Regions from separate parts of the Mus musculus genome. Here region 2 is linked to region 1. The links are chromatin loops, found by intact Hi-C in ENCODE. Cell type or tissue: left cerebral cortex. All regions are shown on one strand. Each heading gives the region's core, and the rest is flanking DNA. Links, peaks and the distances in the headings are about the cores only.

What was found. Hi-C counts contacts between places; a loop is a spot of excess contacts. Peaks named below come from ENCODE experiments on the same cell type or tissue, not always from the same donor. Only the 100,000 strongest peaks of a DNase experiment are listed, where the experiment ranks them.
Region 2: a loop joins it to region 1, with 2.0 times the contacts of the local background. A loop is called at or near these places in 2 of 42 quality-filtered maps.

The regions. Positions count from the first base shown.
Region 1 is chr7:48,748,793-48,751,606 of GRCm38, forward strand. No RefSeq gene overlaps it. Among named protein-coding and RNA genes, the nearest start is that of Gm45086, 2.0 kb to the left of the region's middle. RefSeq lists an enhancer at 209-2,188. In left cerebral cortex, for the core only: CTCF peaks have their summits at 582 (motif pointing right) and 1,312 (motif pointing right); DNase peaks (open chromatin) are centred at 604, 1,322 and 1,866; H3K4me3 peaks cover 690 bases.
Region 2 is chr7:48,805,779-48,808,592 of GRCm38, forward strand. The region is part of intron 8 of Zdhhc13 (zinc finger, DHHC domain containing 13); the gene reads left to right. Among named protein-coding and RNA genes, the nearest start is that of Zdhhc13, 18 kb to the left of the region's middle. In left cerebral cortex, for the core only: CTCF peaks have their summits at 104 and 981 (motif pointing right); no DNase peak of the experiment used is centred there.

The DNA.
Region 1 (2,814 bases), core at 139-2,638:
TAGAGCTGCGTAAGAAAAACCTTATTATTATTATTGTATTTTAATTGAGCCATAAAAGTTGTACATATTTATAGGATGCCATATAACACCCAAATATATAGATCTTTTACATGGTGCTCTAATTCGGACAAGTGTACCTATTTCCTAAAACATTTCTTTATGAAAAAATTTTCCTTTAGATTTTTGAAAATGTATTACCATTTTCTATAACCACCCTACTGTGTGCTGGCACACCAACACTCACTCTTATCTAACTGTAACTTAGTACCCACTGGTCATAATTTCCTTTCCTTGTTACTTCCCCCATTTGACTCTCAGTGGTTAAAAGATTAGCTTTTGTAAAATTCACATGAGATTATGTGCCATTTGTGTTTCTGTGTCTCTTTTTAGTAAGAATTGAATTGAATTGGGTGATTGGGTGATTGATTGATTGATTGATTGATTGATTGATTGATCGATCGATTGATTACTTTTGGGGATCCTAACACTGTGAGAACAAAGAGCAAGCTCGGATTCTCAAAGGCAATCACATTTTTTACAAGGTTTGTAAAAGCGATGTGACGCTACCATATTTGAACACTAGATGGCAGTCAATGGTGCTAAAATCTTGTAATCCTTAAGTAGCCTGCTTTGGCAGCGCGCAGGGGTTCCCTGCAGCAACTGAACAGTCATCTTGATCGTCTTAACTGTCCCGTTCTCTTCCTGGGCGTCTCCAAAACCTCTGAAACCTGGTTTAGGGGTACAAATCTCCATGATCAAGCAGAGCTGAAACTGCTCAACATACAGTTGACGCTTAGTCTAGGATGGAGCAGAGAGGAGGGCTGACACCAGGAAGCAAAATAAAAGCCAAGGCTCCCTGCTCGTCTGCGATTGAGGGAAGCCCCAGACCGCACCTCTGCTGCTGCTGCTTCTCTGGCAGAACACATGCCTTTCATGAGCACTGCCCACCGCTGAAAGCCTATCAAATCGGAGGGGGCTGTCACGGCTTTTGTAGTTCTCTCGTCTTTGGAATCAAACCATGGAGACCGGCTGCCTCAACATCTGTCTCAACAGATGGCTTGCCACACAGTGTCTCTGAATCTCAGGGCGCCTCGGTCCGGGACCTCCATGTCACTCTCTTCCCAGAAACCTTCAAAAGTGACTCCACCTAGTGAGGCCTGCCAGCCTAGTAGGGCCAGGGTGGGGCAGGGAAAGTGTTAACGACCCCTGGGTGGGTGTGGGAGGGGTAGTAATGGTGCCAAGGTGGGGCAGGGTGTGTCTGAACGCTTTAGAACAGGGCTGGGTAGGGATGGCCTCTGTGGCCCTGCAGTGTTAAACTTTCCCACAAGAGGGCGCTAATAGACTTCTTTCACGTGGATCCACCTTAAAGTTCTGTTGGCCCAGCTGTGTGTCCCTATGATCATGTTTGTGGGGCCTTTTGTGTTTGCCCTTCGAGTTTAAAAAGGTGTTTTTCTATTTATCAAAGATATTGCACTCACAGGGAACCTATCTCTTCTGGTACTTAGCACCCTGTGCCCTGCGGTATTGGGTTGACTTCTGTCTCCACTGACCTTTGATCTACCAGAACATACATTAATATTTCCTTGATCATAAATAACACTGCACTTGGCAATGACCCCATAGACTTTTCAGCCAATTGGGTAAACTTAAAGTTTGGAACACCGAAAAAGGCTGGTCAGAGTTTATTTAACACAATAAAAGGGAGGGTGGGTTGGTGATTAACTTGGCTCTAATTAGAGGAAGTTGTGGCATAATGGAGAAAGGGCAGCCACCGAACACAGTTGTGTAAGCCCTGGTGCTGGCAGTTTCTAGCTGAGTGTGGTGTCTGCCTGTCTCAGCTAAGCTCACAATGTCAGCCACCAGTGGGCACGCAGAGGGCAGCAATTAAATGGAGCGTGATCATACCTGTGGCCAGGGTGGTTAGCTTGAGACCCCATTCTACCCACCCTTGTACTGACAGTGCCCCTCCCCCGCGTTGTTCAATGTGTAGTTGAAAGAGGACCTGGGGAGTCCCTGAATATGTCCCTTAAATAAGAAGGAGGACCAGAAGTCAGTGCTGGGAGCTGGGGAAGGAACCAGGAAACTGAGAGCAAGCTGGGTATACTAGACAGAAGCTGGGCAGAGGGGTCACTGAAGGATAATGCATTTGTGATGGCTATCCCAGACTCAGGCTCAGGCAGACTCACTAACTGCCAGGGGTAGACATATTTGAATTTTCTCTTTCCTTCTTCCTTTCTTCCTTCCTTCCTTCAATCCTTTCTTTCTCTGTTTTTGTTTTGTTTTTATTTTTGTTTTGTTTCTCAATCTACGTTTTCTCTATGTAGTCCTGATTATCCTGGAACTCACTCTGTAGACCAGGCTGAGCTCAAACTCACAAAAATCCGACTGCTTCTGCCTCTGGAGCCCTAGGAGTAAAGACGTGCGCCACCATCAACCAGTCTTTTTTTTTTTTAATACAATATATTATGATCATATTTCCCCTCCCCCATCTTCTTCCAGCTTCTCTACCACCCCCAACCCACCCAACTTTATGCCTTCTTTATCTGTCTGTCTGTCTGTCTCTTTGCCTGTCTATCTATCTCACTCTCTTCCTTCCTTCCGCCCTCTCTCCTTCCCTCCCTATCAGTCAAACTTTATGCCCACTGCCCCTGTGTGGAGGCCAGAGTTCAGTCTCCAGTATTATCTTAGGTGCCCTCCACCTTGTTTTTTGCCACGGGGTTTCTCTCTTGGCCCAGCGCTCTCTAATTCAGCTGGGCTGACCGGCCAGTGGGTCCTAGAGATGTTCCTGTCCTCCCCTCCCCAGCACTGAGGTCA
Region 2 (2,814 bases), core at 7-2,506, 57 kb after region 1:
GCTCATAGCATCTTTCCTATGCATCACACTGCCCAAAGTAAGAAATAGGGCATTTCACTGGTTGTTCAACGTTAATTTCTCAGGTAGATGGCGCTAAACTATATGTTACCTGGTGGATATTTGCAAATTGACTTAAGGAATGAATTGAAGTATAGAATAGGTTTGATTGTTAGAGTGGTACCTACTTGAGAACAGTTCAGCATCTCATAGACGTTTGCAATGTGAGGTATCAAAACTGGCCTTCTGCCCTGCCAGCCTCTGACTGAGCCTCCTCATCTGCTTAGGTAGCTCTTCCTTCCTACCTTTCTGTCATGGTTGTGCTGTCAGTCATCCCATTTATCCATGCTGGTGTCCTAGCTGGTCTTACGTCACTATGTCTCTGGAACCTGACCTCATCACTTCACAAATGCCATGTTAGTCCCGCCCCATTAGTCTTCATGTAGATTTATTTTCCTATTGAAAAATCACATTTTTTAAAACTTTGCAATTCCTCACTATAGTGTTCCAAATTTAAAGTGAGCTAAACAGTTGAAAAGAAAAGTTTAGGAACTTTAGCTTTCTCTCCTAAATGGCTAAGAAAACTAAGCTACAGTTGTGTGAATATAATTCACATTGACAAAATGGATATTTGGTTGATTAATGCTTTTGTTTTCAAATACAATAGTGTCTTTTCAAGTAATATTAATAGTTATACTTTCAGAATAATTCTGATTAGCAGTTGCAAGATTTTTACATAAAAATTCACAAGTGCTGTACTTAATTGTCAGTTGTGGTAAAGTAGGGAGGGGACTCCCCAACTTCTTCGAATTCAGTATGCCAAGATTCTGTCCTAGACCTTCTTTTCTACCTATGAGTTAGTTCCCTAAGAGGCGACTGCATCTTGCCATCCCCCAGATTTCTCTCTTCAGCATAGACCATCTAGATTGCTAAACTCAGTCACCTATTCAACTCAGCCAATCCCTGTCTGGTAGACACTGCAGTATAGCACATCAGGAAGTATCCTGTAGGCACCTGCAGATGGCGAAATAGAACCAGAACGCCTGTTCTCTTCCTTCCCACCTTCACTCATCTTCGCATCTCAAGAGGAGCACTCCAAATGTCTGCTCTGTCTACTCCATATTCACAGTGCTGTGGTTCTGGTTGCTCCTGCAAAGGCATATAAATGAAAGCATTTATAGATAGAATTTGACACACACACACACACACACACACACACACACACACACACACCCATCTCCAATGCCATGTTAGTACAACAGATGAGTACTTGAAAATGTAAGTCATATTTACCTCAAATTCCCAGATATCTTCCCATTCTTCTGAGTAAAAGCTAAATCCTGACAGCTGCCTGCTGTCTTAGTTAGGGTTTCTATTGCTGTAATAAAACACCATAGCCAAAAGCAACTTGAGGTGGGGGAGGTTTATTGTTGTAACTTACACCTCACAATCCTTCCTCAAAAGAAGTCTGGGCAGGAAATCAGGGTAGGAAAGTGGAGGTAGGGACTGATGCAGAGTCCGTGTGGGAGTGCTGCTTTTATCCCTTGTCCCCCTTACCTGCTCAGCTTCCTTTCCTGTGACATACTGGACCTCCTGCCTAGGTTGGGTACCTCCCACAGTGGTCTGGGCCCTCCCACATCAATCATCCATTCTAAAAATGCCCCACCTGCCAATTTAGTGAGGGCTTTTTCTCAATTTCGGTTCAGTCTTCCCAAATAACCAAGTTGTGTCAAGTTGACCTAGAACTAGCTAGCACACCTGCTAAGCTCCACATGTTCCAGCTTTTTATGTCCTGTAACATTTCTGCTTGTCTTCTCAACTGGAATTTCAGCTTCATGAAAGAAAGCCTTTCAGTTCATTATCTCCCGTGGGTAGAATAGCACCTCACACAGTAAATAAATAGTGTGGTTCGTGTAGAAGACTGTTAAATATCCAAGATTTACAGTTATTTCTCTGTTCTGAAACTATTTTGTGATTATATTATAGATTCTAAATTTATTTTTACATCAGTAAGTTAGAACTGGAAACAATTTGAAGACTTGATGCCATTTGAAATTATCTCCTTCCAGATGTATGAGTAAAAGTGGAGGAAAATAAGGCAAAGAGCACTTTTCCTCCTTGCTATTTCAAAAACCTAACTTGCTTTATAGAGACTTATACACAAAGCACCAAAATGCTTGTAGAGCCCAGTACCACTACCCATGGCCTGTTGGCTCTGGGTTTCATTCCTTTAACATTGTCAAAGCAAGCTGAAGCACTAGCGACCTAGAGAAATATTTTAGTCTTTGACCCCCTGAGTCCCAAGACCCCTCCTTTGTTCCCTGCTTCTCTGAAACCTTTCCCAGATTTTCAGCCTGGCTTTCCCATCATTCTTTCTTAGTTACATTTGGGAATCCTTTGTTCTTAATTTTGACTGCTTGTGTTGTTGGAGATCCTGCTTCTTTCTGCCTTCATAATCTTGAGGAAGGTCCTCATCTACTGCTTTCCCACCTCTGTGCAGATTACTCTCAAGACTTGCAAAACACTAGGCCCATTGTGCAGGCTGCCTCCTGGATCTGCCCTGGGTGTCCATAGCCATTCACAGGTCCACATGTTCCAAACCATGCTCAGCCCCTTCAGAACTATTTCTCTGGTATTCTTAGTGAGGGGTCATACTAGCTGGGGCTCAAGGTGCAGTTACTATAACCCTACAGTTTAGTCTGGATTGTATTGATTTTGGTAGTCCCTTTAGTTGCTTTATTCATGGTGATGTAGAATACTAACTAAAAGAAAATATTTTTATTACCACTTTCCTTTTAAGAATGCCATTTTTGAGGG